2 separate regions of the Mus musculus genome follow, and region 2 is linked to region 1. Evidence: chromatin loops called from intact Hi-C (ENCODE). Cell type or tissue: left cerebral cortex. All regions are shown on one strand. Links, peaks and the distances in the headings refer to the core of each region. The heading gives the core; the rest is flanking DNA. Region 1 overlaps Marchf10 (membrane associated ring-CH-type finger 10). Region 2 has its middle 12 kb from the start of Gm35828.

The links. Peaks named below come from ENCODE experiments on the same cell type or tissue, not always from the same donor. Only the 100,000 strongest peaks of a DNase experiment are listed, where the experiment ranks them.
Region 2: a loop joins it to region 1, with 8 times the contacts of the local background. A loop is called at or near these places in 4 of 42 quality-filtered maps.

The regions. Positions count from the first base shown.
Region 1 is chr11:105,412,854-105,428,767 of GRCm38, forward strand. All of the region lies in intron 4 of Marchf10 (membrane associated ring-CH-type finger 10), which reads right to left. Among named protein-coding and RNA genes, the nearest start is that of Gm39417, 29 kb to the right of the region's middle. In left cerebral cortex, for the core only: no CTCF peak of the experiment used is centred there; DNase peaks (open chromatin) are centred at 2,993, 7,300 and 8,015; H3K27ac peaks cover 1,420 bases.
Region 2 is chr11:105,489,069-105,504,982 of GRCm38, forward strand. No RefSeq gene overlaps it. Among named protein-coding and RNA genes, the nearest start is that of Gm35828, 12 kb to the right of the region's middle. In left cerebral cortex, for the core only: no CTCF peak of the experiment used is centred there; DNase peaks (open chromatin) are centred at 5,906, 6,677, 7,315, 7,594 and 2 more places; H3K27ac peaks cover 3,826 bases.

The DNA.
Region 1 (15,914 bases), core at 2,820-10,819:
GTTGGGTGTTTCTCAGGTGTAGTTCTGCTATGATGTGTTTCCCATCTTTTGTTTCAGCTAAGAGATCCTTCTGAGAAAGGAGACTCAGCCATCAAATGGAAGTCCCCCTCAAAAAACTTCCTACTCAACCTGCCAGTGCACAGAACAGTGGAAGGAGACTGAAAAGCATTAGTGGCACCTGCTGGTCTCTGGAAGGGGGAGGGGGGAAGGAGAGGGAGGGGGAGGGGAGGGGAGAGGAGTAATTTTGATCTGGGGCTCAAAGTTCCATCTGGGCTGCAGCCAGGTGTGGATGGGGGAAGGAAACTGCCATGGTCGGTCTCTAGGACCCTGAGCAGAGGGTAGAGGAGGAGGATTTTGAGTAGTTCTGATATCCAAGCAGAGGTTTGGGAGTCAGTGAGAAAGAATCGGGTCCATGGAGCCATTTCTGAGTGGAGAGCAATGTTGATTTTTTAAAAAAATATTTATTTATTTATTCTATATAAGTACACTATAGCTGTCTTCAGACACTCCAAAAGAGGGCATCAGATCTCATTACGGATGGTTGTGAGCCACCATGTGGATGCTGGGAATTGAATTCAGGACCTTTGCAAGAACAGTTAGTGCTCTTAACTGCTGAACCATCTCACCAGCCTGCAATGTTGATCTTATTCCGTGTGTTCCTGTCTTTGAGAGAAATCAAGGCATTCTACAAGTGTGCCAGAGAAATCTGTTGTTTTCATAGCTTATTCTTATAAAGCACAATTCTTGCTTTTTTTTCTCAAAGAAATATGTACTCACAATGTAGCAATAGGGAGTAGAATAAAGAAAGAGCTGGCCAATGATGGCACACACCTTTAAATCCAGCACTTAGGAGGCAGAGGCAGGCTGATCTCTGAGTTCCAGGCCAGCCTGGTTTATAGAGTGAGTTCCAGGACACCCAGGACTATAAATAGAAATCCTATCTGGACTCCCACCCTACCCCCTCAAAGAAAAAAGAAGAAAACAAACAAACAAACAAACAAAAAAGAAAATGAACAAACCAAAAAACCAACCAGAAAAAAACAAAACAGCACAACAAAATAGAATTGTATCATATAGGAGGAGGGGGGATAGGATAGGATTTGGGGGAGGGGTTGGGAATTGGGAAAGGGGATAACATTTGCAATGTAAATAAATAAAATATGCAATTAAAAAAAAGAGAACTGTATTATACAGTTTCACTCAGCAGAACACTACAGCAGTATATAGACCTTTGCATCTATGTCTGTTTGTTTGGTCTTGCTATGTAGCTCTGCTTGTCCTAGAACCCACTATGGAACTCACAGAGATTCCCTCTGCCTTCTGAGTACTGAGATTAAAGGCATAAGCCACCACACCCAGCTTATCAGAACCCTTCATGGCACACTTCCTATTAACACATTATTTCCCCACTAAGCCACAAACTACTTCTGACACACAAAAAAATAGTTCCATAATATTATCGAATATAAAGAGCATATTCAAACCTATGTGTGCCACAATGTCTTTTCAGATTGTCTTCTTGGAATGATGGTTGAACTTTCATGGCAAGTTATGTCCCTTTAGTCCCTTAGTGTAGAGTAAGTCTCTGCCCTTTTTTTCTTTTTTAGTTTTGACCATTTTGAAGCGGTACAGCCAAGCTGCCTCACATAGTATCTTCTGGGTGTTTCCCGATAACCAAATTCAATTCCATCCTTTGGGATATTCATAGGCGATGTGATGTCCTTTTTTTTTGTAACACCAGAGCAGCAGTCACATTGTTGGGTTGCCCAAATACAGCCACCTCTATGATGTCTTGAGAAAGCCAGACTATCAGAACTCTCCAAGTGAGAAGCCTATTTCTGCTTTGTAGTTTGCGGTTGACTGGGGAGTGATTCTTTGACACTTTGGAATAGCCTAGTCTGTTTCTAAACGTCATCTCCCCAGTGATTTTAGCCTCTTTTGATATGCCTTGCCAAGATATATACTTATATTAAGATAGCAAAAATGGTTTTATAATTCTATACTTCTTCCCCAATTACTAGTTACTTTTCTTCTTAAAAAGGTGTTTCCTGGGGCCTGGGGATCAGTTGGAAGGAGACTGCTATGCAAATGTGAGGAGTTGAATTCAAATCCCCAGCACCCACAGATAAAACTGTGTGTTGTGCAACCCAAGAGCAGGGACTGGGGACAGAGACAATTGGCCCCTAGAGTTTGCTGGAGAGCCAGCTTGGGCGGTCAGTGAATCCAGGGACTGGGAGAAACCTTGACTCTAAGAACAGTGGAAGGAGGTTGATCTCTGACACTGAATTCTGCCCTCCAAACACACATGTCCCCCAAAGTCAAGTGTGTCCACAAACACACACAGACAGATGGACAGGCACATACACAGACAAAGGCAGACAGACAGACACACAGAGACAAAGGCAGACACATACACACAGACAAAGGCAGGCAGGCAGACAGGCAGACAAGCAGACAGACAGACAGACAGACAGACAGACACAGACACAGTGCTCCCTTGGGGCTGAGGAGATGGCTTTGTAAAGTGTGTGTTGAACAAGCATGAGAACCTGAGTTCAGAGCCACAGCACCCCATAAAAAGCCAAGCACAGGGAGTGCTAGGGACCTGGAGATATGGAGAAACCTTGGGAAGTTCTGCCATCAGTTTAGCCAATCTTTGAACTCCAGGTTCAGTGAAAGATGCAAAAGATAAGTAAGAGAAACAATTGAGGAAGACATCCGCTAACCTCTGCCTCCACATGCATCTGAGCACACATGTGCATGCCCCCCCCCAACATGTGCACATGTGCGCACACTGCCCCCCCCCCCCCCATGGCTAGGTGCTTACTTACAACGCGGTCTTTATGTTTCATTCAGTCCTATCAAAATTTTGATGCTTAAATTTTTGTATCTAAAACGGGAAGTGAGGCCAGCATATGACTCAGTGGGTAAAGGTGGCAAGCCTGATGAGCTGAATTCATTCTGACACCCACATGGTGCGAGCAGAGAACCAGCTTCCCAAAGCTGTCCTCTGACCGCCACACGTGTGCTTTGGCATGCTCCCAGCCGCAAACATAAAACATTACATTGAAAATGGTCCATCTTCGGTCTTGAATAAGAAGAGGAAGGCATGAACGCTTCTAGGTATGGTGGAGAAGGCTTAGTGCAGATATGAGGGAGAATGCAGAAAGGGGCAGAGACAGAGACATCTGGGAGAGTTCAGAGAGAACATGGCCAGACTGAGCTGGGCCATGTGAGGGATGCGGGTGGGAGCAAGAAAGGAGCTGCCCACCAAGAGGGGCAGCCTGGGCCAAGAGACTGAGTTATATAGGGGCCAGAGACGCTGGGGGAAGGGAAAGCCCAGCACAGTGCCTGGGCTGGATAGTTCAAGGTAAGGGGTAGGAGTGTGCTAAGGTACTGGAGGATCCTGTAACAGGTAGGGACTATGGGATGCTGGGAGTACACTTTGGTATGCTAATAGATATCCCAGCCATTGGTTCCAGGTTTGAGACCTAACAGACCTTGCCTGCCTTTGATATTTCTCAAGAAACGCTAATCCTTTTTGTCTGAGAATGCTTTGTACATTTTTGGGTTTTTTTGTTTTTTTGTTTTTGTTTTTGTTTTGAGACGGGGTTTCATGTAGTTCTGGCTGGCCACAAACCTCCCAAGTGCTGTAATCACAGGCCTCCCCCATGACACCTGGCTTGAGAAAGCTATTAGAAAACGAGGATCAAAAGTTCAAAACCAGTCTTGGCAATGTAGCAAGACTGCTTCAAAAGAACAAGGAATAAGAGAGAAAAGGAAAGGGGTGGTGTGTGTGTGTGTGGGGGGGGGGGGGAACGACCAGATGTAATACATGGCTGCTCAGTGACATTGTTTATAATTCCTTTCTTTGGAATAAATTAGAAATGTATATCTTTAAAAAATCATGAACTCACTGCAATAGTTCTAATTAAAAATCAACACTATAGACTTTCTTTTATATTTCTATCTGCCTATTTAAAATCGTCACTCTTTAATTATATTACTATGTTGATTCATTTGTCTCATTCTGCAATAAACGTGAAATATTTCCCAGATTATGATACAAATCTGACTCAGAATAAATCTCCAAGATACAACTTATGGATTCTCCGCGGTTCTTTGTCTTTAGGATCTATTGCTCCATGGATGAATGCCATAATTCTTTCATTGGCCGTGCCGAAGGCTTCCAAGCTTTCCCTAAGAGAAGCCGCACTGCGCAGAGCATTTACGTGGCTCCTTAGTTAAACCCTTAAGCTCCTGAAAGTGGGAATTTATCTCACCAGATTAAAAGCAGCACAAAGATTTAAAATTCTTTTTGTTCCTAAATCATCCTCAAGAAGCAGCGCAGTGGACGTCCATGAGAACGACGCCCATGAGAACGCCCCCCCCCCCCCCCCCCGTGCGCCTTTTATAAACACCATCTTAAAATCAAAACAACACGAGCAAACCATTTTCATTTGGGGATAAGTTTTTAATTTTAATCTGCAACTTTTATGTAATTTACTATTATCACACAGGTCCATTTCTCTAATTTATTTCAAATATATACTTGACCCATTTCTGTTTTAGTTTTGATTTTACATTTTATTTATTTTGTGTGCACACGGGGTGGGGCCATTGTCTCCCTGTTTCTTTCTTTTTCTTTTTTTTTTTTTTTTTGGTTTTGGTTTTTTGAGACAGGGTTTCTCCCTGTAGCCCCAACTATCCTGGAACTCACTCTGTGGATCAGGCTAGCCTCAAACTCAGAGATCCATCTGCCTTTAGCCTCCCAACTGCTGGGATTAAAGACATGAGACATGTGCCACCACCACTGATCATCCACCTATTTCTAAATAGGATCTAAGACTATCAAAAAGATGGAATTCAGAGAAGACATTTATTTATTGGTTGGGGTAGCACATATTTGTAATCCCAATACTAGGAAAGTAGAGGCAGGAGGATTGAGGTTACATAATAAGACCCTATTTTAAAAACTTCAAAAACAAAACTCCAAAAATAGATTCAAACGGTGGATCAAGCAAAGTGCTCTCTGATGCTGTAGAGGGGTGGTCCCTGGGGCGGGGCTGGCCAGAAGCGGTGGTCTCCGAGGCAGGACTGACTGACAAAGGAGACCAGGGGAATGTCTTTGGGTGTCTTAAACTCAATCCGGGCTGGGTGACACAGATCTATGAATTTGTCAGAACTCACTCATCAAATCTTACTCTAAATTGTATAATTCAATGTAAATAGCTTTTAATCTCTATAAAAATTAAAAGAAAACAACAAAATCCCGACGTAAACTAAAAACTCAAGCAGTCAGCTCTAGCGATACGTTCAAGTGTTTAGGTGTACAGCTCTCTGACAATCGGAGCTAGTAAGTAAGAGCACAGAGACACTCAGGATGGTCCAGGGGCGTGGGTGGCAGCGGACCAGCCTTCCTAAAGCTGTGCCCCTCCAATATAATTCCTTCAGTTCATATCGTGGGAACTCCCAACGATAAAGTTATTTTCATTGCTACTTCATAACTGTAATCTTGCTATTGTTATGAATCATACTGTAAGTATCTGTGTTTCCCGATGCTCTAGTTGACTCCTGTGAAAGGGCCGTTTGATTCCCAAAGGGGTCTCAACCACAGGTTGAGAACCGACGTACTAGGTGTCTACTCCCTTTTCCAGTTGCTGGGGTAAAACACCCTGCCAAAAGCAACTTAAGGGAGAAAGGGCTTATTTGGCAAACCTAGTGCTGGAGGCTGGAAGAGGGTGTCGGGTCCCACGAAATTGGATTCACAGATGGTTGTGAGCCTTCTTAAGGAGTAGCAATAGATTGTTGTGATCAAACCACAATCAAAGGGCCGAGAGCAGCATTCTCAACCTGTGGGTCACAACCCCAAAGGGGTTGCATATCATATTTACATTACAATTCGTACCAGTAGCAAGATTACAGTTATGAAGTAGCAATGAAATAACTTTATGGAACTTGAGGAACTGCAGTAAAGGGTCACAGCCCTAGGAAGGTTGAGAACCAATGGCCTAGGGGTGGGGTTTAAGAGGGTTTACCTTGCAAATTTAAGGAACCTGAGTTCTGTCCCCAGAACCTAAGCAAAGTTGCTGGATGTGGTGTGTTTGTAATCCCAACTAGGGGGGAGGGGAGACAGGAGAGTCCCTTGGTGTTCGGGCCAGCCAGGCTAGGCTAACTGGTGAGCTCCAGGCCAAAGAGAAACCAGATTCAAAAGATGGGGTGACACCCGAGGTTGTCCTCTGGCCTCCATGTGCACGTATGTTAAAAGTCATTATTAATTAAATTATAAAATTTCAGGGGTCACAAATGGGAGAGGGGACATGTGGCAGACGAGAGAAGAAGGGAGAAAGGTTCTCCTGTAGTCAGGGGAGAAGCAGTCAGAGTTTGGCTGAGGGGCTGGTGGACTGTGTGGCAAGACAGAGAAACCTCAAAGGCTGAGGTGAGGCCAGTGTGGACCAGGGCCGGGGCGACAGACACCCTCGGGTTCCACAGGACATGTTAGTTTCAAACAAAGTTTGGCTCCTATTTTAAAAGCCACAGAAGTGGCTTCAGCAGGCAGGCATACAGATGGGATTCGCTTGTCAACAACACTCTACCATATTACGATATGGAAAATGGGTTTTGGAGGCAGGTAAGAGAGGAGGGCTGGTTGGGAGGCCACTGAAGGAGCTCTGTGGTGACACCAGCTATGCAGATGGATCAAAGTTACATCGGCCCAGTGTAGCAGCTCAGGCCTGTAATCGCAGCACTCAGGAGGCTGAGGCAGGAGAATGAGGAGTTCGAGGATAGCTTGGGCCACAGAAACCAAACCACTACCAATAACAACAAAATTATACCAGGGAAGTAAGATGTGTAGGACTGACCCTGAACTCAACATGGGGGGAGGGAGATGCGGGGGTGGGGGTGGGGGGGGGAGTAGACTGTCAGATTTTAATGATATACACACTGAAGGAAGAATAAAGGGCCAAGCTGGGGGCTTAAGCTGGGGACTTTAGCGGGGGAGAGGGGGAGGCTGTGATCAGCTTGAGGTGTCTTTTTCAGATACCCAGGTAGAGGGAGTGAGAGGCAGTAGAGTTTTAAATCTGGAAATCGAAAGTGGGGTTTGAGCTGGAAGTGTAGATTTGGGAGTCTCTGGTAGTTAACCCCTCAACGCTGGCAGTTACAATGTTAAAGATAACTTTAAGAAAGCACACAGAGAGAAGGCAGCTTGGTGAGGCATGAGCTTGGATGGTGACAAGTGACATCTTTACAATCACACTCTACCCAGCTCCACCTGCAAGCTAAGCTGCAGGCGCCCAGCCACTGTAGTATGAGCAGGACCTGAGATTTCTGTCACCCGTGAAAGTCACAGATATTTTCACATCTCAGTACATTTTTTGCGGATGTCTCAAAATACCCTCTTCGCCCATCGCTTGTTAACTAACGTGTTAATAAGGAAGCACATACATTACAGAATCACAATTTTCTAAAAATATTTTGATGACTATTTCCATAAAAGTGGTTTCCTTTGAAAGCCCGTGTCTTATTTTTTGCCTGAAAACAATTCTAAGGAAATGAGTCTAAAGAGTTCACCGTGAGGCTCAGGAGATTTGTGGCTCAGAGGCTAAGAACGACCCTGCCCCCAACCCCAGGTAGAGAGTAAGATTAGAGCCACACCCTGAGGACCCCAGGATTCAGGAACAGTGTGGAGGAAGATGAGAAGAGGAGAGAAAGATAAAGTGCCTGCCGAGATGGGGAGGAAGTCAGGGCAAGAGTGGCTCTAAGGCCGCCGTCCCCCAGGGGGTGGTACTGGTGTGTGTGTGTGTGTGTGTGTGTGTGTGTGTGTGTGTGTGTGTGTGAGTGTGGCCAGCACCACACAAAGCTGCTCTGTGGGGAGATGTGGAAGTCACTTGACAAAGAGCATTTCTGGAGAACGACATGTGTGTGGAAACCAGATTGGAGTGGGCTGAGGAGAGAGGAGGAGGTGGGGAAATGGAGTCAGGCAGTGTAAATAATTCTTTGGGGAACTTGGGGTGTGAAGGAGAAGTTAGTGGAGGGGAGCGGGGGAAGGAAGGCTGTTCTGTCTCTTTTTAGATCATGACTACATGCTGATGGGAAAGCCCTCTGCAGGGTTGGCTGACGCAAGCAGCAGGGAAGGGCTGGACACGAGTGGGGGGATCCTAAGCACAGAGGGAGAGTTGGAAGTGGGTGAAAATAAGGAGTGAGGAGGAAGAGGAGATGGATTGGAAGCCTGGGAGAAAGGTTCTAGGTAAAGGAGCTGAGCAGCCTTGAGAACTACCTGGAGATTGCTGGCCCTGAGCCCATGCAAAGTCGCTGACATTTTCTTTAGCGGTAATGAATGAGATCCTTTGGGGTGACAATAACATGCAGGATGTGCCTCTGTGTGTGTGTGTGTGTGTGTGTGTGTGTGTGTGTGTAAAGGAAGAGGACACTTGAGACGCCTTGAGAACTGTGAGGCCAGGGTGTGGCTTGGTTATCTAAATGGATGCTGAAGTCATTAGATAATGTGTCTGGAGATCAGGAAGGGGACAGCAGAGAACCAATTGCCTGTCAGAGCCTCACTGAATAAGGGAGAGTAATCAGGAGACCAGCAGGAATGGCAAGAGGAGAAGAAGATGGAATCCAGCTGCACAAGCCAACGAAATGCAGGAACTGTGCTCTGGGAGCAGCAGCGTAGAGTCCTTCTCTTTCCTGGTCCTGAGGGCAGGAGTTAAAGTCATACAAACAGCACCCCTTGCAGGGGCAGTGTCGGGTAAGAGGCCATCTTCCTAACACCGAGATGGAGAAAGAACCTCTTGAGAAAAGACTCATGTACATTTCCTGTAACCTGACAGCCAGGTTGCTCACCACTTCTGCTTCCAACTCCCACGGCAGGATCTGAGTTCAAATCTAAAATTATCATTTTCTGTGAAGCTTTCCCTTGCTTTTGTTCCATCCATCCATCCATCCATCCATCCATCCATCCATCCATCCATCTTTCCATCCATCCATCCATCCATCCATCCATCCATCCATCCATCCATCCATCCATCTTTCCATCCATCCATCCATCCACCCATCTAGCCAATCATTTATGGTCCCACTATGTAACTTAGGTTGACCCACTGGGTACCAGGTTTACAGGTGTATGCCACCTGTACTGGCTAGTTTTGTGTCAACTTGACACAGCTGGAGTTACCACAGAGAAAGGCACTTCAGTTGAGGAAATGTCTCCATGAGATCCAGCTGTAAGGCATTTTCTCAATTAATGATCAAGGGGGAAAGGCCCCTTGTGGGTGGAACCATCTCTGGACTGGCAGTCTTGGGTTCTATAAGAGAGCAGGCTGAGCAAGCCAGGGGAAGCAAGCTAGTAAGGAACATCCCTCCATGGCTTCTGCATCAGCTCCTGCTTTCTGACCTGCTTAAGTTCCAGGCCTGACTTCCTTTGGTGATGAACAGCAGCATGGAAGTGTAAGCCGAATAAACCCTTTCCTCCCCAACTTGCTTCTTGGTCATGGTGTTTGTGCAGGTATAGAGACCTTGACTAAGACACCACCATAGCCAGCTCCCCTAGACTTTATGTTAGGTTGGACAGGTACTGTGTTGGGCTAGAGCTTTTTGTGGTGTCTTCGTTTAATCACACTGTAGGACTTGAGGGAGGGACATGGTTTATTCATTACTCTGCACTCCTAGCACCTAACACATTGTGCTTTCCAGATATGATTTATAATTTCTGCATTTTAGTTTATTATTTTAAAATTTAAATTTGTTTTATTCTTAATTGACAAACAATTATATTTTAATTTTTTTAATGAATGAAACATTATGAAAACAAAATAAAAGGCTATTTTAGGATGAAATGCTGTGTGTTATAAAATCTACTTAATGTGGCCACCCATCTGAATACTCATCTCTTGCGACTGAAAAAATTTAAGATTCCGATATCTGAATTTTAATTGGTTTCTAACAAGTTTTTGTTGTTTCAGGAATTAATTGGAACCATTTTTAAAAAGCAGATAATTTTAATAAAATGAAGTACAGTGAGATACATAGTATTAAAAACAGGGGGAAGGAAAGACGTTTTATCATAATGTTCTCTGCAGTTTCTGAGCTGCAAAGTCCAATTAACTCAGGGAACTGTTTGGGTCAGAGGCCGCCAGTTCATGGTACCAACAATTTCTCTCACTGGGATCACTATTGGTGTGTGTGTCAAGCTGGCTGCACAGCAGGATCAGCCTCATAGAAGAGCAAGGCTGACTTGCTTATCTTCTGAGAGATGCAGGACAGCTCTGCGGAAGCATCCCAACCCAAACTGACAGCTGCCCCATTTTAATGTCAGGCCCTATTTTTAAATCACCTGGTGGGACTGCGACAAAATGCACAAATGAAGGATGAACGGCACCCTGCCAGCTCTTCCAACCGTACAGTTACTCCTTCTTCACTTCCATGCGGCTGCCGCAGAGGACCCCCAGCCCCCAGGTTTGCATGCAGAAGGGGAGAGTCTCTCACCTAAGCACAGAAGGCCCATCCAATTCTGCCTGGTCAGTTTCCTGAAAGGACCAGCCAACTCCATGACTCCTGAGGAGCCCTTTGGAGGCTGTTCTGGGGTTTCTCCGCCCTCCAAGCTCCATCCCCTGCTGGTTTTGTGTCTGTGTGCTGGCCTGCCTGTGGCAAAGGGGAGTTAGGAAGTGTTGTGAATGAGCCTTTGCAGGCGGTAGGTACACCAGAAAAAGGACTGAATCCTGGCACAGCCTTGCTTTGGTCACTAATTTCAAGCCAGTCCACTGGGCACTCTCCTGTCCAAGTAACTGAGGGTCCACATTCTGGCTGCTGTAAGCAGCATGGCTCTGACATTAGGGTTTGGTTATTCCTAACATATTAGCCGTTAAATGAACCCTCGGCTCCTACTGCACGATGGACACCGGAAATGGAACCATAAACTGTCTCCTGTTTCTCTGTCTGAGGGAAAGAGGCCTTATCCCAAGGTGAGCCTGAGCCCAGAGGGTGCTCTGAGAACACACAAGAGGAAGAACTGTTCCTGGACCTCCAGGAGACCGGGGAATTCTCCCCAGAACTGGTGCCCTAGACAGTCCATGCAGAGACGTCTGTATGGGTCAGGCCAATAAGCATCTAGGTGTTTGAACATGATCCCAGGGACAGTGGGGAAAGTAGTGAGGGGCTTTAAACAATGGCTGTCATTCAATTTGCTTCTAGAAGCATCTCTCTTGTGGTAGCCTTTTAGACTGACTGGCAAGGGTAAAGAAGCAAGATGGCTAGAGAATCCATTACTACAACAATCCAGACAGACAGACAGACAGACAGAATCTATGGCCCAGCAAGGGAAAATGTGTGGGCAGATACTAGAGAGGCGATAAGACAAGTAGGCTTTTGGTATCCTGTGAGGAGGAAGGGCTAGGAGAGGGGTGGGCGGGGTCTAAGGCAACTTCCAGAATTCCGGCTGGAGTAGAAATAAAAACACAGGAAGAGAGAGGTGTGGGACGCACACCTTTAATCCCAGCACTTGGGAGGCAGAGGCAGGCAGATTTCTGAGTTCGAGGCCAGCCTGGTCTACAAAGTGAGTTCCAGGACAGCCATGGCTATACAGAGAAACCCTGTCTCGAAAAAACAAAAACAAAAACAAAAACAAAAACCAAACCCAAACCACACGTACACACACAGGAAGAGGAACCAGCTTGAGGGGAGATGACGCATTCAGCTGCTTTCGGGCAATTCCATGAACAAGTCCACAGCTTACCAAGATGGTAAACAGGCTCACAGGATAATTCCCTCAGATCCAGGCTTGTTAGACTGTGGGATGCACGTTCCCTCCCGGTGGCACACTTGCTGGCTGGCAGGCAGGGACGGGGATGTCTACTGCAAAGGTTGTGTGCAGAGCCACTGGTTGCCCAGGTGCACAGCCAGGGTGCGGGATCTGGGCTAGAGTTAAGAGGGCAGCTGAGATGAACACCACACCAGGTGTCAGAGATGACTCAGCTTCCCAGGGTGGGGCCCAAGTGTGTACACCTGTGTGTGTGTGTGTGTGTGTGTGTGTGTGTGTGTGTGTGTGGCCTGCCTCATTGTCAGCACACAGGCCTGGGGCCAGGAGGAAGAAAGGCCTGGCCCTCAAGGAGCCCCACAATGGACAAGCAGAACTCAGAGAAAATTAAAAGTGTGACTCATGGAACACAGATGTCATATTCTAAGCTGTGGCTGCCTTCACGAATGCGCTGAGGGTGACAGCAGGCTGACATTGACAGATTAATGAGAGAACAACCGCCTGAGAGCCCTTTGAAAGAGGAGAAGTGAACGTTCCACAGGAAGGTTAGGACGATTACACACACAGGTGAAGGAAGGAACCGAGCAAAGTGCCTGACACACACACACACACACACACACACACACACACACACACACACACACACACACACTCCGCACGCGCATGTGCACACACAGAGCCAGAAAGTCCCAGCCTCCCCTGGACTATCAGCTGTGATGGCGGACCAGAAGCAGGCCCAGCTTCTGGGAAACAATACTTTTCTGGTCCGTGGAGTCTTGTCTTGTTTTGGACTTGAACGTCACCTGGAACAGTTCTGTTCCCATCTGACTGTCATTCGCTGGGTGGCTGCTGAGCAAGTGGAAGTAAATTTGGAAAAAAATGTTTTTAATTATGTGAATTTTTTAGTTAAAGAGGTGGCCCACACCATCTACTACAATAGTTCCAGGGCATCTGATGCTGTCTTCTGGATTCCTCTGGCATCAGGTACGCATGTAGTTTGCATACACACATGGAGGTGCTCACACACACACATATAAAATGAAAAGTAAAATTTGTATTATTGTGAGTACAAGGGTGGGCATGCTGTCCCCAAGATGTGAAAGTCAGGTGACTCTGGAGTCTTTTCTCCTTTCACATTTCTGTGTGGAGGTGGCAGGGCTAGAAATTCCAGCTGCCTGGCCTGCACAGGCAGTGCCTTTATCCGCTGAACTATCTTTCTGGCCGGCCCACTTTTTTATCTTGTTTATTTATTTTGAGCCAGTGCTTCAGGTAGCCTGGGCAAGGCTTGAACTCACTATGGGAAGGATGACTTTGAGCGAGAGTTTGCTCCTGATTCTCTCGCTTCTCTCTCCTATGTGCTGAGATTACAGGTTAGCACTATGACTACTGCTAGAATGCTCAACATAGTTTTAGATCTTTGCTATTCCTATTTAAAGATTGTGTGTGTGTGTATGTGACCAGAGGACCACATTAGGTATTATCTTCAATTGTTTTCCATCTTATTTATTTTAATATAGTGTCTCACTGGGTAGTCCTGGCTGTCCTGGAACTTGCTCTGTAGATTAGGCTGGCCTCGAACTCACCGAGATCATCCCCCTGCCTCTCCTTCCTAAGTGCTGGGATGAAAGGCATGCACCACCATGCCAAGGGCCTATCCCCAGATATATGGAGCCAGGGTCTCTCAGTCTGCAGAGCACCAGTTAGCTAGACTGACTGGGTAGGGAGCGGTGGAGAGCCACCCTCCTCCAAAGACCTGTGCCATCATGCCCAGCTTTTACTTGGGTGCTTGGGGTCCCAGCTCTGATCTGAACATTTGCCCAGTTGGCACTGAGCCAACCTCAACATTTTTTTTTAAAGACACTGCAGGTTACTTGAAGAGGCTTTGTTTTCTAATCTCCTGAGTCTGCATGGATTCTCATGGACAAAACAATTACGGTGTTTATGTTGGGTAACAGCTTTTCTTTCTGAAGCTTATTTTGCTGGCTGGGAGGTTTGGGTGACCTCACTGAAGTAAACATTACAGTAAGCAGGCCTGGGCCGTGACCAGCTGCTTCTTGGTATCAGGTAAACTGCCTACACCATTTTCCAGTATAATTCTGGGTCTGTGTGACCTGCAATCTAAATATTTACTTGTTCTGCTGCTGGGCGTTGAAGGATGATAAGCCCATTCCTACCAGCAAAGTGAAAGATGCTCGTGGAAAAGCTGAGCTGGATCGCATCTTTTTTCTTTTTTCATTTATTTTTATTTGTGTGTGCGTTCATTGTGTGTGCACACATATGTGTGCATTCCTGTGTTCGTGTGTGTGTGTGTGTGTGTGTGTGTGTGTGTACCATGAATGTACAGGCGCCTACAGATCTGGGAGTTGGAGATCAGTGGTTGTTAGCCACCTGATGTGGGTACTGAGAACAGAACTTTGGTCCTTTGGTAGAGCACCTAACCACTGAGCCATCTCTCCAGCCACTCCATCTTCCTTCTTAGTGAGGATACACGGAGACAGCTTGTCTTCGGTCCTTGAGCAAGGATATGGGATCCAGAAGACAAGGAAGGCTCACATGGAGTCTCCTCATGCAGGCTTGCTCCCTCTCCTCAGGATCCCTCCTGCTCTGCCCCTCACCTCAAATCAGACCATGGCTATTCTCCATTGAGGTTAGAGAGAATAATGCATCTTGGTACCCCTATCAGTCACAGCAGTTGTGACGGGCTAGTGGAGGTAAGGACTACTTCTTCTATGGACACTGATTTATAATTACCCAACTTCTAGATGGATATGCAGAACTACTGTTTATCTCCATCATAAATTCTAATTGCTTCGAACAGTTCACGATGTTGTCCTCTAACCCTCTAGAAAAGTTTATGAGAAGTGACGTCACGTTGGCTTTTAGAACTGTGGTGGGGCATGAGGCAGAGGTGAAGGAAATGTTCTAGAAGCCACAGAACCTGTTTCTTCACTGATGCCTGTTGGGGCATCATCTGTGGTAGAACTGGCTAACAAGGAAGTTTATGTACATGATTTAATGTAAGCTTATCTCTCAGAAAGTTCCTTCACTCTCACGATGATCCTGCAAGATAATCATAATATACATAGTAAGTGCCCCTTGGAGGACTGAGGCTCTTTGCTTAAACTTACACAGTGACACGATGTCTTCTGCTGTGTTTTCAGCACTTGGAAGGTACCTCACTAAAGAGCATCTCAGTAACAGGCTCGACAGAGATTGCTTCACTTTGAACTTAAACACAACCTTTGCAGACCTAGAGAGCCTCAGGTTATGAAGAGGAGGTGTGTCCAGGAGCAGCCACTGAAGATGATTGGCCCACCTCGAGGCAGGAGTCTGGAAATGACAGCTTGACACGGAACTCTTACTTCATAGTAAACGCCTCCTTTGTTCCAAGCTCATCAGAAGTTCGACAGTTGGAGTCTGGGTTCAGAAATGAGCCAGTGATGACAACCAAGATCCGAGTGTCAAAATTTGGTCATGGCGAGCTTCAAAGAATGATGAAACGCCGGAAAATTTTCCATGAATTCAACAACTGACTTTCTTACTAGCCACTCAAATCAGGGGATATGCCTGCTGTAGTGGCTATTCCTGGTTGTCAACTTGACAATATTTGGAATGAACTACAATCCGGAATTGGAAGGCTCACCAGTGACCCTTATCTGGAGGCTTGGAGATCCTTATCTGGATCTTGGTTTGAAGATCTTGAGCCATAGTGGCTATGGATTCCAGAAGATTGAATCTCCGAGTTAAGGAACACACCTTTAATCTGGGCTATGCCTTTCATCTGGGATTAAAGGTGTGGTGGAACACACCTTTAATCTGGGCTACACCTTTTGCTGGAGACAATATAAGGACATTGGAAGAAGGGAGTCTAGCTCTTGCTCTTGCTCCTTCGCCTGCTTGCTGCGTGAGACTGAGTAACTGCTAGATCCTTGGACTTCCATTCACAGCTGCGACTGAACAATTGTTGGGAATTGGGCTGCCGACTGTAAGTCATCAATAAATTCCTTTACTATTTAGAGACTATTCATAAGTTCTGTGACTCTAGAGAACCCTGACTAATACAGAAGTTGGTACCAGGAGTGGTTCTAGAGTAACAGAAGTACAAGGATGAATCTTTTAAAATACTGGAATTGGCTTGTTGATCCACCAGCACTTTCAA
Region 2 (15,914 bases), core at 3,778-11,777, 77 kb after region 1:
CATGAAATCATAGCTATATTAACAATAACAATAACAATGATACTAATATCTCCAGCCTTGTGAGATGGCCCCTCCCTGTAATTCTAGATAATTAGGAGGCTAAGGAAGGTATTGTTTGAGCTCAGGGGCTTAAGACTAGCCTGGGCAACACAATAAGACCAAGTCTCAAAACAGATAAACATCAAGAAGAAAGCCACAACAACAATAACATCGACAAACAGCAAAAGGTTGAAAGTCTGGTCCGTTAGGCATGGGTGTTATGGCACTGACGGATGGGAATACTTAGAGGCACACTGGCTCCCGTGCTGAGGATTTGGTTATAGTTAAGGCAAAAATGTGTCTGTGGAAGGGTTGTTAAGTAGAAGTGGGTACAAGACCAGACTTGTAATTTCGAAAGGTCACTGGGATTTGTCCTCAGAATATCCTTAATAGTCAAAGAGAGTCCCCAATTACAGGCTGCACTCTGCTGTCAGATACCCTCTGTCACTCTTAATATGGGATACTTCCTTGGCGCTTTCTTTGTGTTTCACGACCTCCACATTTTGAGGAGTCTGGCTACTCTGCAGAATGCCCCATGACCTGGGCTTGTCTGATGATTCCTCATGATTAAATTCAGCTTATGCTTCCTGATGGAGATGCTCGGGGAGCAGGGCCACGGCCTTCTCCATGCGTCACAGAGGATGCTGGGTTCTATTAATTACTCTATTGATTTAGATCCCTCGGCCCTGGTGGTGGCCTCACTGCAGAGCCGTTCTGCCTCCCCTTGTACTAAATTCGTTATCTCCTTTTTGTCTAGTTTGACGTTACTGCGAGCATCCCATCATTCCTCAAGGCCTTGCTGTTTGGTTTAACAGAACTTAACGATTCTTGCCTGAATCATTTAATACTCTGGGGGCGTGTGGCCATTTCTGGCTTTCAGTGTGTTCCTTCTCTATCCATCAGTTAGAGCTCCCGTAAGGCCCAACTTTCTCTTGCCTCCTGTTTATTTACATGTACACATCTCTCTCTGTCTCTCTACATACACACAGAGACAGAAGGGGATGACAACTACACGTATTCTTATTTCACTTGGTGAATCATATGACTTTTTAATCTTTCTGATTGTACAATATTTTGAGTGTTTCTTTTACACATAACAGGTTGGGTTTTATATATTTTATGTGCATTGGTGTTTGACTGTAGGTACATCTGTGTGCGGGTGTCAGATCCCCTGGTTCTGGAGTTATAGACAGTTATGAGCTGCTATGTGGGTGCTGGGAATTGAACTCAAGATCTCTGAAAGAGCAACCAGTTCTGTTAACCTTTGAGCCATCTCTCCAACCCTGCACCCTAGCTCCCTCTTTTCCAGACAGGGTTTCTCTGTGTAGCCCTGGCTGTCCTGGAACTTGCTCTGTAGATCAGGCTGGCCTGAAACTCAGAGATTCTGCCTCCATCCTGACACCCCATCCCCCACCCTGGAATGCTGGGACTAAAGGCATGTGCCACCACTGCCTGGCTACTTAGTTGTCTTAAAACAATAAGCTTTATTCATTTATATGGATTGTGAAAATGATACATAGAGATCTATTTCTGCCAAAATTTCAATAGACTTAACATTTGCTCAAACCAACCAACCAACAAATCTAAGATGCAATCTGGAAAAGATATCATCACTGACAAGTATTCATAATTTGAGCCCATTGGTGGAGGTAAAAGCGATATGTATACAGAATTCCGGACTCATAAGCATGTGTAGATGTTTCTATAAGAGCTGGTTAGCATGGTTACCTACCTCTAAGTTGGACTAGAGCTGGAAGCTCTGTATTATTTGAACTTTAAGGGATGTGAACAACCACTACTTGGATCATTAAAAGGCCCAGGATTTGCCTGGCAGGAACTCACAGCCTGTGATACACATTCTCACACTTGCACTGTGGGTTGTGCCTGAGCCTGAGAGGCTGGCTGAAAGAGGAGAGTCCAGGCTGGATGCTCTGAGAAGATCAGGGTGAGGGATCAGGGAGGGCCCCTGGGAAAGGGTTCGAGTGAGTGGAGTTCTGAGGGAAAGAATGCAGGCCCTGGGGTCGAGCAAGCCTGGGTCTGAGTCTACATATGCTCAATGTAGAAGCTTCTGCACGTTTCACAGGATTCTTGGGAGAATTAGAGATTATAACCCAGACGTGTGGAGGTCTGAAGAAGTGCTACGTAACACTCAGCATCTGGGGGAATGAGTTGGGGAAGCCAAGAGGGAGGCCATCTCCAGTGGCTTGCTGCTTTTCCTCCCCAAAACTCTCCCATTCCCCTCCCTCCCCCTCATCTCTAAGTGTTGGCCTGGGGTTTGGGGGAGAGAAACACCAAGTGACAGAAGAGTCTTGAATTCCAGGCTAACTTTGGTCTGATTTTGAAGGCAAAAGGTGTCTACTGACAGATTTTCGGCAGGACTAATTAAAAGGTCAGGTTTGTAACTGTGAAAGGTCATTGACAGGAAACTGAGGAACAAGGCAGGGGGTTAAAGGTGAAATTAAGATGGCCAGGATAGAAGAGTCTTGCTGTAATCCAGAAGGAAGATGAAGAAACCCTTAATTAAACCCATAACAAAGAGGCCAAAAAAAAAAAAATCATTAAGTGCCAAAGATCTTTTGGTTATGACAGACAGGAAGAAAGAAGGAAAAAGCTGGAGACCTTTGTTTTGAGCATTTGTGTGTATGATGTGGGTGCAGGTAGACAGGGAAAAAGTAGAGCTTCGGGCAAGAAGGGTCCAGCATCAGTGTGTTAGTTGACGGTGTTGTAGGAACAGAGGAGAAATGATGTAGTAAACTGCTGGACCCATGATATGAGAAGTCAGAAGGAATGTCTGCGCAGTAATTGAACTGAACTTTGTTGGTGTTAGAGAGGATGGATGGCCCAAAAGGCAACGGTTATTTTGGGCAATGATCAAGCATGACAGGATTATAAGACATGGTGGATTATTTGATTTTAAGGTTCTAAATAGAGAGTTGATTAACAGTTTCAGTGTCAACAATCGGAGACTTAGGAGGTGTCAGAGGCTTAAGAGTGACACGAGGAAGCCTTTGCTAAAGGATATGAACATAAAAATAACCAGATGATTTTGGAGGTCTCCAGCAAAGCCCAAGTGCCGGTGCCTCCGTGAGTAACCATTAATAAGACTTTGATTGCAACTACTTGGCAAACGGTAGCCTCCATGTCTAACTGACAATTACATTATTTGTTCTGATTATAGAGCTGAGGATATGGACTGGAGATTAGCCAATGGAAGCGATTAATCACGTTAAGGAGATCATTTGCTTGGAGTGAAAATATTTGAAAGCTCATGTTCAGAACTTTGGATGTGAGCTAAATGTGGTGGCAGATGTCTGAAGCTCCTGCATGCTAGAGGTAGAGCCAAGAGAATCTCAAGTTCAAAGCTAGTGCGAGCTACATGGCCAGAAACAACCTTTGCCTCCTCCCTAAACGAAAGTAACAGCCTAGTCAGCAAGCCATTGAAGAGAACTCTTAACTTTGTGATAAGGCTGCTGAAGTGTAGCTCTCCACACTGATGGTTCCCGGTAGGGGTGGGTGGGGAAGGGCTTTAAAGGGCTGGCCACTGGGAGTTTGACCATGCTCCAGTGAGACTATGGGCAACACATAATGAACTCTTTCTCTTTCTCTTTCTCTTTCTCTTTCTCTTTCTCTTTCTCTTTCTCTTTCTCTTTCTCTTTCTCTTTCTCTTTCTCTTTCTCGTTCTCTCTCTCTCTCTCTCTCTCTCTCTTTCTCCCCCTCCCCCTCTCCCCTCCCCCTCCCCCTCCCTCTCCCTCTCCCTCTCCCTCTCCCTCTCCCTCTCTTTCTTGGGAGTCACAAGGGTGGGGGAACCTGGGACAACTAGGGAGTGTGATCAGGGTGCATTGTGTGAAATTCCCAAATAATCAATCAACATATTATATTGGGGGGGGGGGGGAAGAAAAGAAAAGCAACTCCAGATGTGGTTATTATAGCTCACAGCAGCATTCTTACAAGAAGGAAGAGGCAAAAGACCAGAGAAGCTCTGAAAGACATTTTAAGAACCTAAATGTTTGCCTTCACGACATATCCTATAGCACTAACAAGTTATGCTGAGGTAGCAGCTGTGAACCGATGGGTGGTGTTTTACTACGGAGATTTGCACCTGAGACTTTCTGTCCACAGACTCCGTAAGATCTATTAGAAAGTACAAGGTGACCGTGTAGGAACACAGGCTCTGGGACAAAAGACTCCCAAATCACACAGTCCCCGCTGATCTTCTTTCTTTGATTTCTCACCCTTCTTCAGTATTTTCTCTATTTTCCAATTTTCTTTCTGTGCCTCTTGCTGAACCGGCATGCAAGGTTTCTCCTTACCTCAGTGCCTGGTCCTGTTGAAGTCACATATGGGTAAAATGACTGCAGCTGTTGGTCTGGAACAGCAAATTCTAGATAGATAGACAGACAGACAGACAGACAGACAGGAGCAAAACTTTTCTTGGCCTAGCCCTTTACTTTGATTAAGTTTTACATGGAAACAGGTTAAAAAATAAAGAGGCCACATGCCCAAAGGTCAGCCTGGACAATATAATGAGGCTGAGTCAAACCTGGATTATTTAGTGAGAGCTTGTCTCAAAATAAAATAAGAATTTGAAAGTTAGAAACAAAAATATCAGCTGGGTGTGGTGGGGCACACCTTTAATCCCAGCACTCAAGAGGCAGAAGCAGGGGGATTTCTGTGAGTTGAGACCAGCCTGGTCTACGGAGTGAGATAGCGAGTTCTAGGACAGCCAGAGCTGCACAGAGAAACGCTGTCTAGATACCCCTCCACTCCCACCAAAAGAAATTAATTAAAAACAAACAAACAATCCTCCCTGCCCCCAAATGGACGCGGTATGTTGGCATTCAGGTGGAGAAGTCTGGTGAACATGTGTTCCATCAACTACACGTAAAGAGTGTCTTCTTGGGGACTGTTAGAGAGGGAAAGGGAGGGAAGATTGGCTTCCTGGCTTGTTCAATTGTATAGACTAGTGTGGATGAACCCAAGCAAACAGTGTTTATTTTACATCAGTCCCATGAGCCTTATACCCAGCCCATGAGGCAGAGTTGGACTGCAGCTAAGCATCGCCCCAGCCTGGGTGTCTATGAAGGAGTTAGAAGGGGGACAGTTTGTTGGACTCCATGCAAATCCATGTGTAACACTCAACGGGGACTCCACAACTGCAGCAGTGTGAGGGAGGAGGGCTCTTCCCTAACTGGTTCCTGGATATTTGAGAAATGACCATGAAATAATGCCAAGTAGGGATGGGGAGATGGTTCAGGGGTGAGGAGCACTGGCTGTTTTCTGGGGTCACTGGGTTAGATTCCCAGCATCCTTATGGTGGCTCTTGACTGACTGGGAATGCCCTCTTCCGACCTCTACAGACACTGCACACATGTGGTGCACAGACATATGTTCAGGCAAATGCTAATAAACATAAAAGAAAACTAAATAAAGTCTAAAATAGTGCAAAGTGAAGTCCTGGATCCCATTCCATCTCACTCCTTAGAAATGGATAGCAATGGTTATTCTTTTCATGGTTATTCTTGAGTTTCTTTGCCTTCTTGGGACCAAGGAAGAGCCAGATCTGTAACATGTCAGCTATATTTGGGAAGTTTCAGAGCAGCTGTGACCACTTCTACTAGATGATGAAAGGCTAGTTACTGCCCTGGTACCATGAGAACAGGCCATTCAGCTCTCTCTTTTCCTAACTCTTAAGAGACACAAACCACTTGTCCAGCAGCTAGCAGCTAGGCTCTTCCACATAACCTGTACATCATCTCTATTTCCCTGGGGTTGGGTGTTACATGACAAGTTTCTACTCTTCCTGATGTAGCTCTTGGATGTATTCGCCTATGCAGCTTGGCCAAGATTCTCCAGCCATCTGGGCTCCTCTTGAAAAGCTTCTGTCCCGATGTGTCTCTTCCCTGAAAGCGCCACTCCCTCCTCAACCCAGGCTTTTAGCACCTGCCTGGACTTTGGTTAGACTTGCCCCATCTAGTTTCCTGACACTCCCTCTCTCCTGTGCTTCCTCCATGCCTCCTGGCTGCTATTGCTGGGAGTGATGTCCTCCTAGAAGCACACACTGCAGTCACTTGAAGAGGCCATGCCTTTATTTCAGCAATGATGTCACTGCTCAGTCATTTGGCTTGTGCCTCCTCTCTTGAAGCCTGTATTACATTACTTTGATTATCTTCTGTAACTGCATTTCAGGGATTGACTCTTTCCTGATGACTAGACATCAGTCAGGGCGGGGGACAGTGACGAAGGCTGTGATCAAACACGACACCATTATTTGTGCCACTTAAGTAAGAAGATTGATTTTCTCCTGTAATTTATAAACTGGACTTGCAATTCCAGTGGACTTCATCTGCTCTGCTCATCACTGGATGCTCAAGCTGCAGGAGAGCAGGAGAATCAGATGTGCCCATTGGTTGAGTGAACAAGTAGGGGGACTTCGCCGATGTCGGAGCAGGAGCAGGAGCAGGGTTACCTGGCTGAGCAGGTGGCCTCTCAGGATGACACCCACTAGAAAGCTGATTGACTTAGTGCAGACATCCTGACATCTTGTTCTTTCTTTTCGCCCGCGGAAATGTGGTGCCAAAAAAAGCTACAAGCCTAGAGAGTTAGCAGCAATTACCCCGGAGTGTAAACCTCAAGATCATCTCCATGTTGGAGCCACGTGTGCCGATGCCGTTCCCAAGGGAACCAGGGCCCAGACTGACGGCCGGCATCACGTGTCTCGCTCTTTTCACGACAAACCATTATCACCCAAAGCTTTTACACAATGTCTCCAAGTGTAGGGCTTCGGCTAGGTTTGTTTTTCTCTTCATGTGGGGGAATCACATCTGGACATTAGATATATTTCATCTAAAAATAGCATTTATCCAACTTTCTGTCACTTGGGGAGAGAAACCTTTTTCTTTTTTTAAACACAGACTTTGCTTATAATCCGCTGTAGTTTTTCATGGCTCACTGCCATTTAATCGGAAAAAAAAAATAAAGGCGATCATGTTGCACGCACATGCACTTGTGAGTGTGTCAGCGTATGTGTGTCAGAGGTAGAGAAATACAGTGATAACTTTATAGACTGAAAACTACATGTGTGCTGCCCTCCCCCTGTTACTCATTAAGTCCTTTAGAGCATCTCACTGAACTTCACAATTACATGAAGCCCTGAGCTCAGCCCTAACATGACCCCCACTGAACGATTCTCAGCAATTATTCCGGAGCCACAGAACATGAATTCGGAGATTTGTATCTGACTTCTTCTGGACTAGATTCTTTCTACTCACAGGGATTGATTGTATCCTCTGATCTCACTACTGCTTGGGGTTTTGAAAGAAATAAGAGAAATGAAAAAGGAGTTTTAAAAGAAAAATGAGATGAAGGGAAAAGAGAGGAGGGTTAAAGCGCCTGGCTCCGAGAACTTTTTAAGGCAGTTTGAACACATTTAGAGGCAGAAATTGGAATTAAATTTGACCAAAGCAAAATCAGCAGGCTGCTTCTCTATCTAAGGCACTGACATGAACTGAAGTAAATAGGAGCCGGCTTTGAAAGCAGCTGATTGCAATGAGGCAGCACAGAGCAACCCATCCGAATTCCACACTCATCAGGGTCCTTGGTGATCGGGACGCTTTTTTATCTTTGGGGACAGGACTCTGACCTTTCTTGCCTTGTGGCATCTGTCCATCTCTGTAAAGAGAAACCTTTTACTCATCCTGTGTTCTTCCCCTTTTTATAACACAGCCTCCCTGCCTTCTCCTGGGTGAGGGAGATGATTTCCTGTTCCAAGTACTACGCAGCCAGAGCTGTCCCTCAAATGTCACAGGTTCTCCAGCTGCAGTACAGCCTGTGCTCGGCTTCTTGTCTCCTCACTTTTCTCCCCTCTTAGAGAACTTCATGGCTGCAGCCCAGTGGTGGACTGAGCAGCGCTGGTCGAGCTAGAGACTACAGATCTTTAGTAGCCAGGGTCCTGTACATGTTAAGCAAGTGCTTTCCCTCTGAACTGAACCTCTGATGGCGCCATGCTTTTAACAAATGTGCTAATACCTGCTCTCCAGCCCCACAGAGGAGTCTCAGGTTCACTAACACAGGGTTCCTTGAGTCACCAAGCAGATGCAACTTATAAAGACCTCCACAGTATCAACCTGAGATGGGACCTGTTGAGCCATTTTCATTTTGTGAACTATTTTTATAGATGTCTCTTCTGCTCCATTTTGGCATAAATGAAACAAAGTTGTTGTTTTTGTTTTGTTTTGTTTCTTTTTTTTAAAAGAGTCATATTCGACTCTTGGTATTTGCAAGCTTCATTTCTCAACTCTAGAAATTTATCAGATATGTATCACGGGTGGAATAAAATTAATTTTCCCACCCACAGTAGTTCATTAGTAAAGTAAGGCAAGAATTTAATGGATTTGTGCTTGGAATGCCTAAAATTATTTCACCATAACAAAAGGTCTTGAAAGACTAAGAAAACGCAAGATGACAATTAAATTGCCTCTCTGAACTGCATGGCTGTACCGCAGGCAAACGGCATCTTAAAATAGCTCATTGTAGAGCTAAAAAAGAGGGAGAAACACATGAAGGAGGCACAAAGGTGTTGCACACGGAGTGGAAAGCTTTTTAAAAATACCAACACGATGAGTTTGCTTTGCTTGCAGCCAAGTCCCAGATTTTCAGGATCCTTCCTGCTTTCATATCCTCTGTGTGGGGGTGTGACTTGCTTCAGTTAGAATCCTCTGCAAGCCGAAGAGTAAACCTTCATCCTTCCCAAATCTACAGAAAAGCTTTGTAGTCTGCATGTGTTGAAACCCACTAATTAACAATTTGACACTCCCTATGTGTGTGTGTGTAGATTAACAGGGCATGGCAGAGAGGGACATCTTTGAAACATTATCCCCAGGCCTTGCTATAGAACGCCAGGCTTTTAGATCATGTCAGAGGTAGAAGGGATCCTGGTGGCCATCTAAGCCAAGAACCTCTTTTAAAGATGAAGAAAGGAGATGTGGAGAGGGTTAACTGAGGTTCAAGGGCGACAGCCAGTTAGAGGTCAAATGAGAAGAGCCCTGGTTTCCCTTCGATAGAGCATCCGAACACCAGTTCTTGCTTATTAACTTGATAAAGGCTTGCCAGAGAAGACTGCAGCATGAATCCATTGTCTAGCTATTAGTCTTTATTAAGGCGTCTAATTGAAAGCAATTCGGCTCGCTGGAACTGTCCTCTGTAGCAGAATTCTTCACTGGTGTTTGCATATTGTGTCCTTTGCTCACATTCAAAGCCCAGGTCTGACAGCATTTTCTCCTGGATCCTGGGGCAAACAACCTCCTTTGGTGGGTTGTACCCACAAGGCCAGCTGTGACCCTCCTCAGGATGAGGAGGTTCTGGAACTTCTGGGTCCCCTGAGGTTTGTTTGTTTCAGTCATACCTCCCCCAATGGCCACTCCCTCCCCCTCACTTCCAGTCCCTCACCCCCACCACCAGGTTGTAGGGCAAAGGATCAAATACATATTCTTTTTCTGTTATCCACAAGCATTCATCAAACAACTGTTTTCACTCTACGGCTTTCCCAGATGCTTGTATTTTTATTGTCTGATGTTATAAAAAAAAATTCTTTCAAGTGATAATTGTCTTTCAGAAGGTCAAGAATTGGTGTTCAGATGTAGAATTCACTGTCTCCTGCCATTTTATTGGAAGAGGTCAACATGTAAGTTAGTGCTGGGCACTTGACAGGTTTAAAACCCCCAAGACATGAGGGGCCCCATCCTCACAAGTTCATCCAGTCTGAAATAAACTAAACCAACATACAGAAATAACTAGAAATTTTAGGTAGCTTGTTATTAATCAAATTACCATTTGGGTCAACGCTAGGCAAGTCTGCAGAGTCGGGGGTTATTTCTTTTGTCTTTTTCCTGCCTCTCTGGGGACTTCCTCCTGTCTCCATCTGTTCTCACGTCAGCGTAGAAAGAGCAAGGCTGAGAGGACTGGAATTGGGATAAGGTGATGTGAGAGGCCCACAGTTTAAGGAGGCACCAAAAATTCAACTAGGAAGATCAATATTTTTATGCATCGCTTAAAAACCTAAATCAATATAAAATCCTTGATGAACAAAACATCAATATTTTAAATGAAATGAAGCGCGACGTTACTGGTCTCTCTTTCACATTAGGTGTGGGTTGGCGTGGCACTAAGAGTTAAAATCTGAAGCTAAAGTGAAATGGGGTATGTGCATGTGCATGAGAGAGTGAGTCTGTGTCTGTGTTTAGAACAGGCAGGGAGAGGAGAGAGGTGGATAAAGTCAGAAGAAACTCTTAATCCCCAGAGGTTAGCCTGATCAATTTTATAGGTGAAGAAACAGAAATTAAATACGTTGCCTTCAATCACATAGGTCTTTCAAAATACTGAAGCTCAAGGGTATTGACCACCAGTCCTACAGTGGCTTCCAGGGCAGGTGGACCACCCCTGCCCATCCTCACCCCCACCCCACCCTCCTCATTCACAAAGGAGGTCAGAATTGAAGCAAACTATTGAGCTATACTATATACAAACAGAGCATGTTTAGGGGGCTTTTTGAGATAGACTCTCTCTCTCTCTCTCTCTCTCTCTCTCTCTCTCTCTCTCTCTCTCTCTAGCCCAGAGCTCAGTGAGCTGCTGCCTTAGCCTCTGGAGTGCTGAGATTGTAGGCGTGTGCCTCTACACCCAGCTCATATAGCATAAGTTCTGAACAAGGCAAAGAAGAACTGCGGGCTGTTATTGTTTCAAATCCACTTCTTTCTGTACCTTGTGCTCGGGGTCTCATGAGCTGGTCTAAGAGGTCAGCATTTAGGTCTAAGACAGTATGATCAGCTTGCTTTGTTTTACCTGAGAGTTTCTTGGATTTAATGCTGCAGGTCCCAAGTCTCAAGAAACCCTCGCAGTTCCAGACAAGCTGCCAAAGTTGGTTGGCTCTCCTCAAATGACCTGTGTCCAACTGAGACCACATTGTGATGTCTCCAGTCATTACAGAAGTGGGTCCTTGACTATTCCTTAGGAATAGGAAATAGGAGTACCTGAGTTTTGTTTTCCAGTTTGGAGATAGGAATTGGGATAAAACCTGTCCCTTGGCCTCTGATAAGAGCCAGATGCGTTAGTTAGGGCACGATAGGTAGACAGGAAGGTCAAGAATTTAAAAACAGGGTGGACTCCACAGAGAGACCTGTCTCAGAGGGAGGAACATGAACATCAGATGCTGTGGGTAAGAGTCTGTCATTTGAATCCAGGAGTAGTTATGGCCATCCCCACCCACAGCGCCTGGGTGGTAGTCCAGAAAATTCTGGTGAGGACCCAGAGGTAAGAGGCAGGAATTGACAATCCTGAAGATCTATTCTGTGTTGCTACTGGAATCAGGGCAGAGGAAAATGGAGGCAGGAGCTACCAAACCAGTGACAGGAGTCTAGCATGATTGTATGGCCAACTCTGGAGCATCTTCATAGGCACTGTGACACAATTGTCCTTAGCACTGAGCCAATCTCCCAGGAGAGGAGAGGACTGGTGGAAAAAATGCCAGACAGCTCTGTCAACACCTGCATGGCATGTGACTGTCTCCCACCTGGACACTTGAAAGGAAACTTCAGACAGGAAGGCAAGAAAGGGAAGGAGGGCTGGCTAGTCCACCACTTATCTTTTTCCTTGTGATATGTGTATACACACATACACACACAAACCCAAACACACCACACACACTCTCTCCCCCCAAACACACACATACATACACCTCAAACACACACCACACACACTCTCTCCCCAAACACACACACACACACACACACACACACCACACTGCAGTGTGAAGTTCCTAATGGTGCCACAAATGAGAGTACAGTGGGCAAGTGTTTGAGTGGGACAAGAGATCCAGGTTCACAGTAGCTCAGGCAACTGTCAGTGCTCATAGTCCCTCTGAGCAGTTTCCACTGGGCCAATTGACTTAGGAAGGTACAACGGCACCACCCAGGCAGCAGTCATAATATCTATTACGTGAATTAAAGAGACTGAAGAGATTCCAAAGTGGTCACATGCTATGGAAAGAATCTGATCAGACCGTGCAGTTTATGGAACGGATAGGACGGAAGGGATGGGTAGGTTCAGGGAGAAGGAGACGGAGGCAGTCGAAGAGATGCTATCTGATGCCACCAACAGCCTGCCTCCATACAGTTGTATGTCACTATGTCTCAAGGAGTGGTACCCTTGTCTAAATGCTGTTCAATTCCCCCAATCCCTCTTACAAATCCCGTAAAGAGAGAGGCCTGCGTCCCTATTCAATTTGATTCACGCCAGTGCTTAGTCCAGTGCCTTCGACATCATAGGTATGCAGTCAGCGTTTCTGATAGTAACTTAAGTGGAAATCTAAAATGGATTTATGAGGTTCAGGCTCTTTTTTTCTCTCTCTCAAAGATGTGTGGAAACAAACCCGGATGACTGGAACTGAAGTCCACATCTAAGTGTTCAAACTACAAGCAGAAATTATTACTGTCATTTGTTATAAGCCATGTTGTCAAAGATTTGAAAGTTCCGTGTAAAAGGGACGCAGACTTTCTCCAGCTCGATATTTAGGGCATGTATATCTGTTCAGTGAATATAATTTTATCTCTCTAAAAAGAGCCCACGAAACCACGCAAACCAGAATGACCAATTCAGAGAAATTAGGCGGCGGAGTTTGTATTTAAAGGCTCTCAATATTACATAGGCTGGTTATACATCATGGTGGAAAGTGGGGATGGTTCACCCTCAGTGCCAGGGAGCTGCTGATGACTAGCCAAAGCCTGAGGACATCTCAGTATTCTTTAGTTTCTCTACCTTGTCCTCTGTCTTTGTGTGCACACATGTGAATGCATGTGTGAATACAAGTGTGTGCATGCATGTGTGTGAATGCATGTGTGTGCATGCATGTATGTGAGTGCATGTGTGTGAGTGCATGTGTGTGCATGCATGTGTGTGTGTGTGCCTGTGGAAATAACCTTGGATGCCATTCCTCAGGAGCCGGTCACCTTGTTTTTTGAGACAGGGTGTTTTGCAGGCATAGGTTTAGCAGTAACTTAAGGCTGGTTAGCCAGCAAGTACCAGGAATCTGCCTTCCCAATGCTGGGGTTACATGTGTGTACCACTGGGCCCAGCTTTTTTCATAAGACCTGGGGGGTGGGATTAAACCTAGGTCTTTGTGCTTGCACAGCAGGCATTTTACCTGCTGAGCTATCTCCCTGACCCCTCCTTTATCACTCTTTTTAAAAATGATTTAAAAATTTTTTATTTTATGTGCATTGGTATTTTGCCTGCACGTATGTCTGTGTGGGTATGTCCAGTCACGTGGAGCTGGATTACAGACAGTTGTAAGCTGCCATGTGGTGCATTTGCCTCTGTCTGTTCTCTACCCCATCACTTCCCCAAAGCAACAGCTGTGCCTGCTTTTCCCTCTCTTCTGAAACAAGACCACAAACAACTTCTCCTTAGAGTTCACGGGGTTCTCATGAACCACCTCACGCTTATGTGATTTATCTAAGTAGATATCTGTTCTTGCATCCAAAGGCATCCCAGGCTCCTGCATCCTTATTTCTGATGTAGTAGGCCTGCCCAGTGGTACAGAGGTGAGTGTTGAGTCGGGATATGAAATGGCTGGTCAGAACACAGGGCACATGCTAGGAAGCATCAGGATGTCTGGAAAGGATGGATGGACTTCCCACTTTCTGCTTTAGAGTGGGACATTTCAGGATCTTTTAGACAAGGCCCTTGGACTGCATTTAAGCACCTTATTAAGACTGTTAAATGACGTCTGTTGTGCAAAAGAGGGAGAATTCTCATTGCTATTGCCACTAAGACCCTACCTATGTTGTAGCCTTAGCTAGATATAGGTGATCATTGGTTTCTTTCTTCCATCTTTCTTTCTTTCTTTCTTTCTTTCTTTCTTTCTTTCTTTCTTTCTTTCTTTCTTTTGTCCTTCCTCCTCCTCCTCCTCCTCCTCCTCCTCCTCTTCCTCCTCCTCCTCCTCTTCCTCCTCCTCCTCCTCCTCCTCCTCCTCCTCCTTCTTCTTCTTCTTCTTCTTCTTCTTCTTCTTCTTCTTCTTCTTCTTCATCTTCATCTTCTTCTTCAACAAAGAATGGAAAACATTTAAAATAATGAAAAATAAAGTGGACTTTATCTCCCTAAAAGGAATGGCTATAGAGCAGCAAAACCCTTTTCTGTCTTCAGAAGGAACGGTGGCAAGAGAATGGCTTTATGGGGAATTACTGGTATTATCAAAGGCTTTTCAAAATAGACTTGAAATGAATAGTTGTATACTGGTTTTATTACTGCTTTGTGGGCTTACATTTTGTTTTTGTATGGTATTTTTCTCTCCTCTATGAGATGGTTGCTAGGGCTCAAGAGCAAATAACCTTTATTGTGTTGAATTTGGGACTGCACATAATTATCTTATAATTTAGGTTCATCATGCCATTTTGACAGTTATATTATGAGCTCTGAGTGAAATTGAGCCCACGTGCTCTAAGCTGCTTCCTCTTCAGGTGCCCTTCAGGTTAGGATGTTTCTGTCCACATTTCTCCCTTCCCATCTCTGATCTAAGATAGCCTTGGGACCAGAGGATGCTGGAGGTAAACCAGATGGCCTAGTGTGGGCATTGCTGAATCACCGCAGTACTTGCTCTGAATATTCTTGTCCCCAGTCAGTGTGTTCAAGAGGCTATATGCACATGGATCTCACGGATGCAGTTGGCTGTCACTCCAGGTGTATCTTGTGGCCTATCACCCAGGAACAGCAGGAGCAAATCAAGACAATGTTTCTTCACCCTCCATGGACATTTCTCTTTTTTTTCTTTCTTTTTCTCCCTTTAGTTTTTTCAATTTATTTTTATCTTATGTGTGTGTGCTATGTTTGTGCTGTGTGTATATGTCTCTGTGTGTGCTATGTGTATGTACTGTGTATCTGCGTGTCATATGTGTATATGCTATGTGTGTATATGTGTGTGCTCTGTGTGTGTGTGTGCTCTTTGTGTGTGTGCTCTGTGTGTATGTGTGCATGTGTGTGTGCTGTGTATGTGTGCTCTGTGTGTGTGTTCTTTATGTGTGTGCTCTGGGTGTATGTATGCATGTGTGTGTGCTATGTATATGTGCTATGTCTATGTGCTATGTGTGTGTGCTGTGTGCATGTATCTCTGTGTTATGTGTCTGTGTGTTATGTGTGTAAGTGCTATGTGTATGTGTGTGCTACGTGTGTGCTATGTGTGTGCCAGGTCAGAGGAAGGCAGTAGATCCTCTAGAGCTGGAGTTACAGGCAGTTGTTAGCCACCATATGGGTTTGGGGAACCAAAGTTAAGTACTCTTACTCACTAAGCTATGTGTTCAGCACCCCCCACCTTTTTGTTTTTTCCAAAGGGCTTTAAGTAGCCCAGGGTAGCCTCAGACTCACTGTGTGGTCGAGGATGGCTTTGGAATTTTGATCTCTGTCTCTGCCTCTCTGGTGCTAGGATGATACACATGCACGGCCAGGCCTCATTCATGCAGAGCTGGGTATAGCATCCAGGGCTTGGCCCATGCCAGGGAAGCTCTCTAGCACTGGAGCCTCAGCTCCTCACTGTCCGAGTTGTTTTGTCTTCATTTCTGACTGATCTGAGGTTGGCTGTGTGTCTTATCTCATCTCTCCCAGACTTTTTTCTAAAGGAAGGTAATGAGCCGAAGCCAGCTCTCAGATGCATCAGGGAACACACTGCTTAGAAGAAACCCCTCTTGAATAGCAGTCGTTCTCCTCTGTTTCTTCCCATTGCACTAGCAGAAGTCCGTGACCCATCTACCGTGTTCAGAAGATGATAATTACAGAGGTACCTGTGTACCTCTTAGACTCAAGGTCAACTTTGGTTCACCACGTTCAGCAGATTCTCA